Linked DNA regions of Homo sapiens: region 1 is linked to region 2. Evidence: chromatin contacts called from ENCODE Hi-C or POLR2A ChIA-PET data. All regions are on one chromosome and are shown on one strand. Each heading gives the region's core, a stretch centred on a gene start or an enhancer-like site at or near the end of the contact. The rest is flanking DNA. Distances are from core to core; before and after follow the strand shown. Region 1 overlaps LOC101929129 (a long non-coding RNA gene). Region 2 has its middle 87 kb from the start of LINC00593.

What was found. Hi-C counts contacts between places; a loop is a spot of excess contacts on that map. ChIA-PET counts read pairs that join two places held with the same protein, here RNA polymerase II (POLR2A). Pooled maps may share reads with other maps.
Region 1: a loop to region 2 is called in a map with no recorded cell type, with 4 times the contacts of the local background. The contact joins two enhancer-like sites. A Hi-C loop is called at or near these places in 3 of 37 single-sample maps with no recorded cell type and 3 of 50 pooled maps. POLR2A ChIA-PET finds 5 or more read pairs at or near these places in 2 of 52 experiments (H1 and activated naive CD4-positive, alpha-beta T cell).

What each region holds. Positions count from the first base shown.
Region 1 is chr15:70,011,067-70,016,888 of GRCh38, reverse strand. All of the region lies in intron 2 of LOC101929129 (a long non-coding RNA gene), which reads left to right. Among named protein-coding and RNA genes, the nearest start is that of MIR629, 65 kb to the left of the region's middle. RefSeq lists enhancers at 28-77, 1,484-1,987. Within about 2 kb of position 1,873, at least 4 of the 41 ENCODE cell types and tissues checked have a DNase peak (open chromatin) inside an H3K27ac peak, as active enhancers do.
Region 2 is chr15:69,919,174-69,924,854 of GRCh38, reverse strand. No RefSeq gene overlaps it. Among named protein-coding and RNA genes, the nearest start is that of LINC00593, 87 kb to the right of the region's middle. RefSeq lists enhancers at 4,223-4,845, 4,846-5,469. Within about 2 kb of position 2,459, at least 2 of the 41 ENCODE cell types and tissues checked have a DNase peak (open chromatin) inside an H3K27ac peak, as active enhancers do.

The sequences.
Region 1 (5,822 bases), core at 624-3,123, 93 kb before region 2:
TCAAGTTCTCATGCTCAGTTTTACCCCCATGAGGTGAGAAAATGGAAACCCCAGAAGAGAAAACAGAAACTCAGAGTTACGACCTGTCCCGAGTCACTCAGGCAGCAATGGCAGGGCTGGGGTTAGAACCCAGGAAGGTCTGTTTCCTGAAGCCCCGGGTGTTCCCATGTACCACATGGCCCTCCACTGTATGAGAGCTTGCAGGCTTCACAAACAGCCTCTCAGCCTGCTGGAGGTGTCCAGCCTGAAGCCCAGAGCCCTTGAAGGATCTTTGCCCATGTGATGTTGGGGGATCACCCAGCCAGACCCCTGCCCTGCGTTCCCTCAGCTTTCTGGGGAGGATGAGAACATCTGAAGTCAATCGCATTCTAACAACACAGGGTTTCAAAGATAAAGATCAAAGGCAGAGGAGGTCAAAGAAACCAATGTCAGATTCCCCCCAGATTAAAGCAAAAGGAGCCGCACTCCCTGCAGGCTGAAGTCTCCAGGACGCCTGCCTGGAACCCGAAAAACTTCTCCAGCCTAGACTCTCAGCATCTGTCAGCTAGTGCTGTGGTAACAGAGGGCAGGTCACAGATGGACAGAGTCACACAGAACGGGTCAGGGAGTCCTGAGAGGGAGAGAGAGAGAGAGGGACAGAGATGGAGAGAGACACACAGGGAAAGCAAGACACAGCGAGCCAGACAGAGATGTTCAGAACGAGGCAGAGAAGAGAGACAGAGAGAGAGAGAGAGAGAGAGAGAGAGAGAGAGAAAGCAAAACAGAGAGCCACAGATGCAAAGTGAGGTATCGAGGCATAAAAATAGTGTCGGAGTAAAGCAGAGGCCAAGCCAGGCTGGGAGAAATCCTGAGCGCAGGACAAGGCTGGCCCCGGAGGCATCAGTGTGCTGTTGTGCAGGCAGAACTTTCCACTGATCACACCCCCTGCCCGTCAGCCCATCCTTGATCTGCCGTCCTTTGCCTCCACGTGGAGGCTGGCCTGATGTCTAGATGGAAGGCCGAGGCTCCCAGGCAGAGGCTGGCAAACAACCCACCAAACAGGCTGGAGGGGCCCCCTGGGGGTCAGGAGGGCTGCGGGGACCTGGGTCCTCAGGCCCCTTAGAGACTGGAAGCCTCCCACCCCCTACTCTGCTCATGGCCTGGCCAGACCTGCAGGGCCCCCATGGTCCCAAGCCCTCCCGCTGTGGCCTGTGCCTTACTTTCTCCCCTCTCCCTGTGTGCACCAAACTTGTGAAGCCCAAACCAGCCTTCCCCTCCTCCAAGAAACCCACTGGGATTTCTCCAGGCTTCTTTTGTCTGCATTGCAGCCTCATGGTTCAGTGATGCAGTGTTTGTGTTCTAAATGCCGTGCACAGAAGTTCTGTGTTCCCTCTTTCCATCTCGATGTCAAATCCTCTTCCCTTTCCTCTTCCCTCCCCTCCCCACCCAGGCCTCATGGCATGTGCACTAAAAGGCTTCCATGAGGTTCTGAAATGTGCTCTTTTCATTCAGAGAGTGCTCATTCCTTGACTGCCTTCAGCTGATCCTCAGTTCGGAGGGTAGGAAGCAGAGGACAGCGTCGTGCCCAGCCGACCGGGGAAGGAGGCCCAGGCAGGAAGCTTGTGGAGCTAGCAGAGCAGGTCTGAGGCAGGCTCAGCTCTCAGCCTTTTGTTATGGACTGCCCCCTGCCTCCAGCCTCTCTTCCTGAACCTCACTCAGGGCAAGAGTTGAGCATCTGCATTAGGCGGAGGCGGGGTTATTCCACCTTGCTGGCCTGGCTCAGACCTAAGAGCCTCATCCCCACGGGCCCAGCCTGCAACCTGGCCTGAACCTGCTCTCTCACTTCCCTTTCTCAGTGGTCAGCACCTGCTGAGCTCCCCACACCCTTGTTCCCACCCCTGCCAGGCACACCCTCTTCCTTTCCCCAGAGGCCTCCTTCTGGGCTGGTCCTGCTTGGCCAAAGCCAGAGGCAGGGCTACTCAAAGTCCAGTGGGGGGAGAAATGTGAACCCACAACCCACCCAGAAGGAGTGAGAGCCAGGCCATCGGGGACCCCCACATTCGCAGCAGTAGTTTCCCCACCAGACTGAAGTGTGTCTAGGGCTGGGGCCATGCCTGCTGGTCTCTGTATCTCCCAAGCCTAGCCCAGGACTTGGCACTTAGTGGATGCTTGGACAATTGCTGAGCAGGTGAAGAGGGTCCAGGCAAAAGACTGAAGCCCTGACAGCTTCGAGCTTCCCTGCCTTCCTTCCTGCCATCATGATGCCAATGACAAAGTGATGCAAAATAAAAATATCACTGAGCAAAGCACGAACAGCGTCACAGCTGATACCCACAACAACTCTGGTGCCCAAGGCACAGGAGGCTTGGTGACTTTCTCAAGGTTCCCCAAGCCAGTGAGTGGGGAGGGCACAGTTGGACTCTGAGTGTAAGCTCTTGGGCACACTGCTGGACCCCAGGAGAGGCGGGTTCTCACAGCTCCCCTGTGACCTGAGGTGAGTTCCATTTCCCCTCCGAGCTTCAGGCTCCTCGTGTGTGAAATGAGGTCTGAACTCCTTGGGTTCTTCATTCCCTTTTCTCGGTTAACATTTCCTAATAATTTAAGGGAATGAGATCACCTCCACCTCCCTTGATTAAGATTCATGCAATAGTTCGAGGCAAGACTCCTACCTTCAAAGATCTTACAGTATAGTGGGGGTGAGACATAGTCTATCTAATATTCAGACAGTGGGGCTGTGGAAGCCTCAGGGAGGGGAACTGGAGGCCTTCCTGGAGGAGGACGGGATGGGGTGGGCCCGCAGGGAGGAAGCATTTGCCCTGTGGATTTGTCAGGAGGGGAGGGGTGGGTGTGAATGGGAGTGTAGTTGAGAGGAAGAGTGCAGGAGGAGGACACCGGCCAGCTGGAATGGAGAAAGCCATGAGTTTCTAGCAATTTCCTTTTCCAAGCCCCTCTTGCAAGTGAGCATCTTTAATTTATTAAGGGACTGATTTGAAATCATCCTCCCTCTCTCCCTGCCCACACTCCACCCTCCACTGCCTATATTTCCCCTGACCATAAATTTCTTTTTAATGACAGTTTAGAAAATGAGCAAATCTCTAGTGACACTTTTATCACCCCCAGGATACTTTTAATAAGAGGTTTCGGTAGATTGCATTCTGGGAGTGGGGGGAGGGGGAAGGCAAGACGGTAGCTTCACCAACCTGCGCAGAGCTGTTCTCCCCGGTCCCAGCCCTGCAGCCCCCAAAACCACCCCTCTCCACCCCACCCCTACCTGGAGGCACCCCCTGACCTAGGACTGCAAATCCCTGGGTTCTAGCCCCCATGCTGACAATCCACTCACCTCGTAGCCTTGGGCACATCCCTTTACTCCTCCTCTCCCTCCCTCTCTCATCTGTAAAATCTTGCCTATGTGCAAGAGATAATTAGTGCAGACCTATTAATAATGGTTAAAAGCAATTAGCTGCCGACACTTGGTGCCACACCTAGTTACTCAGACTGGCAAATCGGGCCCCAGAATATTTCTCAAACTACAAACAGGGCCAGCTCAACTGGATTTGAAAGCATGGCTCTAACCACTCCACTGGTCACTGGGAAGTGTGTGTTGCAGGCCTCTTTTTGTGCTCACTCTATGTTAGATGTGAATGTACTGGAAAATCCATGCGGCACCTAAAATGTGATGTCTCCTTCAAGAGTTTTCAAATGAGCTGGGCAAGCAAGAAAAGCTGCCCAGAATAAGGTTGTGTCGGAAAGATAGCCTGACAGGGCTAGGAACAGGGTGGGGCAGCACAGGGGCGGCCCATGATGGATCCCTAGAAAGGGGAGATTTATGACATGGGATTGACTGGGAAGGGGAGGATCTAGAGGGAACTGTCACAGTTCAGGAGTAACAAAAATGCTGAACAGAAGCCATGAGCAAGGCCTGGGAAAGAGGGCCATTTAAGGAAAATCAACAGGATTTGGGGGCTGGCTGGATATGGGGCATGTGAGCCTTGAGGTTTGGAATAAAGGCAACGGGAGGTTCACAAAGAAAGGCAACCCTGGAAGATGGCAGTCCATCATTGAGTGACCTGTAAAATGATTCGGTCCATTTTAAAACACACAGAAAAAAAAATTGTTTTCTTTAAGAAACACACTGTTGAGGGCAATTTGAATTACAGTTAGTCTGGGAAAGGTGACTCAAGCCTGTAATCCCAGCATTTTGGGAGGTTGAGGTAGGAGAGAGTCACTTGAGCCTAGGAATTCGAGATCAGCCTGGGCAACATATTAGATATATATTAGAGACCCTGTATATATATATATAAGGCATATATATGCTTAAAAAACAAAGAGGGGTTAAAAGTTAACTGAGTAAAAAAGTAATTTGGGTGATCTGCGTGCTTAGGGATCTTGACATTTACTGAGCACCTACTATGTGCCATTCACTGTGCTTTGCACTTTGAGGAGCTGGTGCACTGGAAGAGTTTATTGCTGTGTACAACTTTCTAAATGAGAGCTATCCTGCTTCTTATCTTTGTTATTGAGCAGAAATCATTATGGCCATGGATAGGAAATGAACATTTAGGGCATAGAAAATAATGATAGTAGCTAATAGCTCTTGAGTACTTACAAGGTGCTAGACAGTGCTCTAAGTGTTTGCATGTGTTAATTTGTTTAATGTCACAAAAATCCTAGAAGGTAGGTGATATTATTATCAACCTCATTTTATAAATGAGAGGTTGAGTGCCTCTCCCAAGGCCACACAGTAACTGCCAAGTCAGGGTTTGAACCTGGTAGCCTGACTCCAGTGCTCACGAATTCAACTACACTCCAGACAGCAGCATCTTGTCTGTTTCTAACCCTGAAGAGGAGTCAGTAGCAGTGGGGGTGACTTTAGAGAAGGTTCCAAAGGGTCCCCTGAGAGCAGACTGTCTCTGAAGACAGGAAAGTCTTGAGGGGAACCGATGTGAAGTCTGGATTATCAGTTTCTCACCACACAAAGATGCAGGAGAAAAACCTGGGGGGCTTTAACTGCCTTTCTCAAAGGGCTGCAGGCAGGGGCCCGAGGGTATGCCTGGCTCATAAGGTGTTCCTGGCCTGGAAGCAGAGCTGGCACCAGGAAACAGAAGTCTGGAGAGGGAAGATTAAATTCCATTTAACCTTGAATTGGAGACACATACACTGAAAGAGAGGTGGCTCTCGTTCCGTTTTTTCTTTACATTTGCTCTAAGTGTATTTGAAAAGGCCTGAACACAGGACAGAGGATGACACAGGAGTGAGAAGCTATAGTTTTGCTACCCAGTGTCTGCAGGGTGCTGGGCACACCACTGGCCTTGCTGAACCCCGGTCTCCTGGCCTGCGAAATGCAGCAAAGCATCTTTATCTCAGAAAGCGGGGAGCCTGCAACGTGTTTAGCTCCTGGCCCAGATTTGGCCTTCCGTATTCTGTAATTGGTAGCTATTATTATTATTATGGCTATAACTATAGATCATTAATTTACAGTTTAAAAATGCTTCACCTATTTCATTTTACACTATTATTTTACTGAAGAATTAAATTTTTATGAGAAATTCTCCTAATTGGCTGGATTCAATGTCATCCCTGCTTCTTGCAGCACAGACTGGCATTACCAGCCATGACATCTCTCTGCCCACCGGGCCCCTCTTCTTCATCTCGTACCATCTACGGAGGGTCAACTCTGTGCCAGCACCGTCCTGGGTGCTTTGCAGATGTTCTCTTCAATTCTGAAGACAGCTCTGCAGACAGGACTTTTTCCCTACCTTGCAGATAAGGAAGTGGAGCCTCTGAGAGTTTGGATGGCTTGCCTGAGGTCACACAATTAGGAAACACTGAGCTGGGATTCAGGA
Region 2 (5,681 bases), core at 1,210-3,709:
GCTTTTTTTAAAATTAGGATTAATTAAAAAGCAGATTAGACACAATTGGAGAGAGGATTAATGAACTTGAAAATATATCTGAGGAAAATACCTAGCATGCAGAGAGATAAAGACATGGAAATATGAAAGAGTTGTTTAGAGATGTGGAGGACAGGATAAGAAGGCCTCATACACATTTAATGGGAGTTACAGAAGGAGAACAGAAAAAATGAGAGAGAGAGGCAATGTTAAACAGTACAATCAATAACTATGTTTTGGAATTATTGAAAGACATTAATCTTCAGATTCAGGAATCACAGATAGCCCCCGTCAGCATAAAGAAAATTAAGTCCACTCCTAGAACATCATACATTGTACTAAAACTGCAGAACACCAAAGACAAGGAGATCTTAAGAAAGATAACAGAAAAAAGATAGATTATTATAAATAAATGATTGGCAGCTATAAAAGCAATAGCAGCTTTCGATAGCATCTATAGAAGCAAGGAGAAAATGGAATAATGTCTTCAAAAAATTGATAAGGAAAAAATAAAAACAAACTGTCACATTAGAATTCCAATTAAGAGTCAGAAAAAGGGAAAAGTGAAGGCATCCCAAAGAAAGATTAACAGCATTTTCTATTCACAGATCCTCTCTGAAAGCTCTGCTGCAGGATTATTTTAGGAAGAAGAAAATTCCACCTAGAGGCAAGGACTGAGGTGCAAGAAGAAATAGGAATCAGAAAAAAATAATAAACATGGGATGAATCCAATCAAGCATTTCCTGCATAAAACTATAGTAACATTAAATAATTTTTGGATATAAAACTATTTGATTTGAATATGATATATAAGATGTGAAGAGACTCATAGTGGCTAAAGTATTCTAAAGTCTTATATTCTTTGATGATACAGATTTTTATTAACTTCAGACATAGTAAAGTCAAGTATGCATGTTAAAAAAATTAAGGACAATCAAGAAAAATGCATAAGATACAAACCAGTAAAGTATATGAGCTATAAGCCAGTAACAAAGAGAAAAAAAGAAAGGCTAAAGAAAAAACACTCTATGACATAAAAAGAAGGAAAAAAAGCATAGACAAAGCAGAGTAAAAAGAATACAAAAATAAAATGCTGCTAAGTAAATACAAATAGATTAGTGAGCACAACATATTTCAATGGATTTAAATCTCTGGTTAAAATACAGAGATATCAAATTGCATTTTAAAAAATTCCAGCTCTATATTGTTTATAAGACATTAGGTAAATCATAAGAACACTGAAAAGTTGAAAGTAAAAGGATAGAAAAAGTTGCCATGAAGAAAAGCAGAGTTGAGAGATCGAGGAAAAGAGATGTTTTTGATAGCCTCAGCTGACCTCAGAATCCAGCCTTTACTGCTCGATGATCCAGTTATGTGAATCCTCAAATATCCCATTCCTTCCTGCCATTTTGCAAGCTTGTTTGAGTTGGGTGTTTTCACTTGCAGCCAGAAGATGACCAACCAATGCAGAAGTAGACTTGCAGCTCAGGATCCTGATTACTCTAAGAAGGGTAAGGTGAGAGTCATGTCTTAGAAGAATTCATCTGGTAATGAGATGAAGAGGGGATTGGAGAGGGGAAAAGCTGGAAATGGGCAGTGGACAAGGCAATCATGCAGGCAAGCAGCGAGGAGAGCTGTGCTAAGGAAGTGCCAATGAACCTGGAGAAGCGACAGGAAGGTTTCCAGAAGCCTGCTTTGAACGTTTGATTTGTCTAACCTTAAAAGTGTTCATTCATACAGCTCTTGAGAGCATGCTAGGGTTTGTAAGACATTAACTGAGGGGCTTCTGTGTCCTGAGGTGAACATTTTGAAAATATTTCCAGATGCTCAGCCAACTCAACAAAAATCATTAAAAAACCAAACCAACCAACCAAACAAACAAAAACAATAATAGCAGGAATACTCTGGCCACATCTTAGATCAAAGTGATAAGGATGTCTGAAAATCTTTAACCCAGAGACAAGAACTCAGTAAATATAAATAACGATATGATTTGCATCTTAGACAAGTTGAATTATGTATTTCTAGGCAGAAACCCAGGAACACTGGTGTCTGCAAATGGGACACACAGGGATATAGCTACATTTCTGTGCTTCCTTTTTCTTACATGTTAAGTGAGGCAACTGGACCAGCTCTCTAGCATCACTTCTCGTAGAGTTTATGGGTTTTTTCATTTAATTTTTTCGAATGTTGGGATACCTGGGTAGACAGGTATGTGTGGTTCCTTCTGTGCCTCCGTGTATGTGTGTGCATACGTGTATGTGTGTGAGATCAACAACCATATGTGGGCCTGTGTTTTCCTCTCACTGTCTAGCCATGTCTCTTGCTGTCAGCTTGCATGTGTGTTCATAATCATTTGTTTGTTTCTTCCTCCCTCTCCTCCTCCTCTCGCTGCTTCCCCTTTTTACTCTGCCCCGAAACTCTGTGAGATGCATGAACATTTCTCAGTTATGTGATGTTCTCAGCAGGAGGATGGAGCCAAATAATGGTGTTTCTAGTTATTACTCTGATGAATCACAGGGGAACAGCCTTCACCAAGGTAGAACGGCTTGCATAAAATATGTTCATTCAATTAAAAAAAAGAAATTGAAAAATAAGATACTGCCAACATGGGGCACTGAGTTATGTAGGGTTTATGCAGCATTTAATTTGCAATTCAAGCAAGAAACACACCAGAGAGGCACCTGTGAGGAAGCTCCCTGGAATGGGGGGAGGGGTTCCCACTGTCAAATAAAAACCTTATGCCTCAGATGAAGTTTCTGGAATATGGAAGAGGGGAGTGTAGATAGTTCCTGGGTTCCCCCAAGCTAGTCTAAGCAATGGATTCTATGCTGGAGATACTGTGGCCCCTAATAGTGAGAACTGGCTGGCTTGTGACGTCTACAGCCTAAGTGGCCATGTTTTGCACCATTTGAATCCCTGCCCCACAACCTCAGCTGATCAGCTCAGGCACTGGTACTTGACCCAAAGACACCAGCCTGACCTGGGAGGTGGCCTGACACAGGAATGACAAGCCAGGCCAATCGGATTTTGTCTCTCTCTGACTTCTGGCACTTCACTTGAACCTGACATCAAGAAACATGAAGAGACCAGAGCAGTTAACAGTGGAAGCTATGAAGGAGAGCAGGTCATGGTGACCACAGACAAATTGAAAGTAAGAGGGAGCAGAAAGTGGAAAAGGCAGAAGATGCAAGTTAGGAGACAGAGGAGGGTCTGAGCAGAGGCTCGGGGAGAAGCAGAGATCTCATGTGGCAGGCAAGACAGCGCGGCCCAGGAGGGAGGTGGTGGGAAGAGGTATGTGCCGGGCATTGCTTTAGAAACTGGGAAAGAGACAAAGGTCTCTCTCTTCGTGGAGCTGATGTTTTAGTGGGCTGTCCCTGAGGGGCTGCTGTGGTCTACACCTTTGACCTGTATGACCACATTTTGTATCATTCCCTGTCCATTTCATTTTCCTCAAGCCCCAAAGGATTGAACCTTGGGAATATCAGCTCCTACCCACATGGCAAGATTTGGTTGCAAGCAACAGAAATGAACCTTGGCTAACCTAAGCAAAAGAGGAATTTTAAGGGTCTTGGAACTAGGAAAGATATGAAGGTAGCTCAATAGCATTGATGGGGTTTCATGAATCAGGCCTCTCTCACTCCACCCCTTTCTCACTTTTGCCTGCTGGGCTTGCCTACCTTCTGCAGACAAGACCACACATGGCAGGGAAAATATTCACCATCAACCCCTGCTCACACTATCCCAGCTCAGGATCCCCAGTAAAGAGAATAATCCTAGGGAAGATTCTGATTGGCTGGGCGTGGGTCAGTTGCATCCCCAGACCAATCACTGTTGCCAGAGGAAATTAGCCAGCTCAACCTATCTAGACACCTGTGGCAAGAGGAGTAGGCACCTTCACAAGATTAAAAGAGCTAGAGGAAGAAATGTGAGAGGCAGCAACAGCAGTAGTTACCATAGTCTAATGTCAAAAAAGAAAACCTCAAATAGCAGAGGCCGGATTTGGCCCCAGGCCCCATCCACATTACTGGTCTTCCAGGCCCTTGGAGAAGGCATTTTAGACCATGTAACTTTGAGTCTATTTACTAATCACCTCTGAGAAGGGGGCTGCTGGGATACATTAGGATAACTCGATTGTAAGATTTTAATGACATAAGATCAAGACCTCGGGAGGCCTGAGCCCTGCAGTCGATCAATTCACATACCTTTCACTCAGGCCCAAGTGACTGAAAATCATTTTGCTCCCCGAGCTCTTAAAGGTCAGGAGTTGGATGCCTCAAGAAAATCTCTTTCTCTATCACAGGAAACCTCTTGCATTTAGTGTTCTGTCAATCAGGGCCACCCCAGGAGGCCTTAGAAGGGGAGTGCAGAGAAAATGTGGCCTGTGTTCCTTTCTTCCTTTTTTTCCTTTTGGCTAGGCTGGTGCATGTGTGTGAGTGTGTGGTGTGGGGATGCTGGTTGGGGAGAGAAGCCCCGGTTCTCAGAATTCACTTATCCTCTCCCAAGCTGTTGCATAGTGCCTGGTTTAACTCTCAGAGCAATGAAGCCATTTCTGTCCCTCAAAACAAGCCTGCTTCAGTTTGTGTCAGTTTTGAGGGGAGACAGAAAAAAACTAGGGTCACCACTGAGATGAGGACACCTCCCCAGTCCACTCCAACACCCCAGTCATCTCCTCAAGAAATCCCTCTTCTTCAAATTGGCTCCTGTAGTTCAGGGCAGGTGTCCAAAATGCAAATGAAGCCTCAGTGCCTCCGTGCCCCAGCTTGGCAGGGACTCTGAAGCTATGTGACCCTCTCTGCTAACTGGCCTGCAGCTTAATGACATGCAAATGGGAGGGACACAGTCTGTCAAACGGGGCCTAATCCCTTTGTTCCTACCTGCCAGCTGGGCAGCCTTTTCTAAACCAGTTTTGGCTGGGAGGACAGCTGCGAGGTGCTGATGGGGAGGCTGGGCCACGCAGAGCTGGTTGCCTGGTAGCCACAGGCAGCACTGGGGGCCTCAGGTGGCGGATGAGCCCTCAGAGCCCCCACCATGAAAGTAGGGGTTCCTTGGCCTCTGTGTTCACATCCTGGGGTCCTTGAGCCTCCCAAAGATTTGTAATTCTAAGGGAAGCATGTGACCTTGAGCAGGGGCCCTCTCTGAGTCTCAGTTCCCTTGCTTTTAAAATGAGGCAGCTGTTATTGATGACCCCCATCTCCAACCCAGCCTGAACAGCTCAGTTCTTTCTGTCTTATAAGTTGGGGTTCTAAGCAAAAAAAAAAAAAATTAAAGATTCATCTGCTAAAATAAATGCTTGAAAGCCATTAGATTCAGTGATCTGCTGTGCCCTTTCCATCTCTAGCAGGCTGGAGCTGCTGCTTGCCTCACAGAGATCTTGTGAGATAGGCAAGCCCAGGTAGCTCCATCTCTCCATTTCACAGATGGTAAAACTGAAGCCCAGAGAGGAGGAGTGAGTTTCTCTGAATCACACAGCCAGTTTGTGTCATGCAGAGACCAAACTGTATTCTACAGATCCTAGATGGGAGTTCTCTCTGCTGAAACTCACTGCATAAGATGCAAGGTAGGGTCAGAAAAAGAAAGGGCCCTTGGTGGGTTTCGGCCCTGGCACTACAGGTCTATAAGCATGTCTGAAAATTTACTCCTCAGATTTGGTGGATGACGAC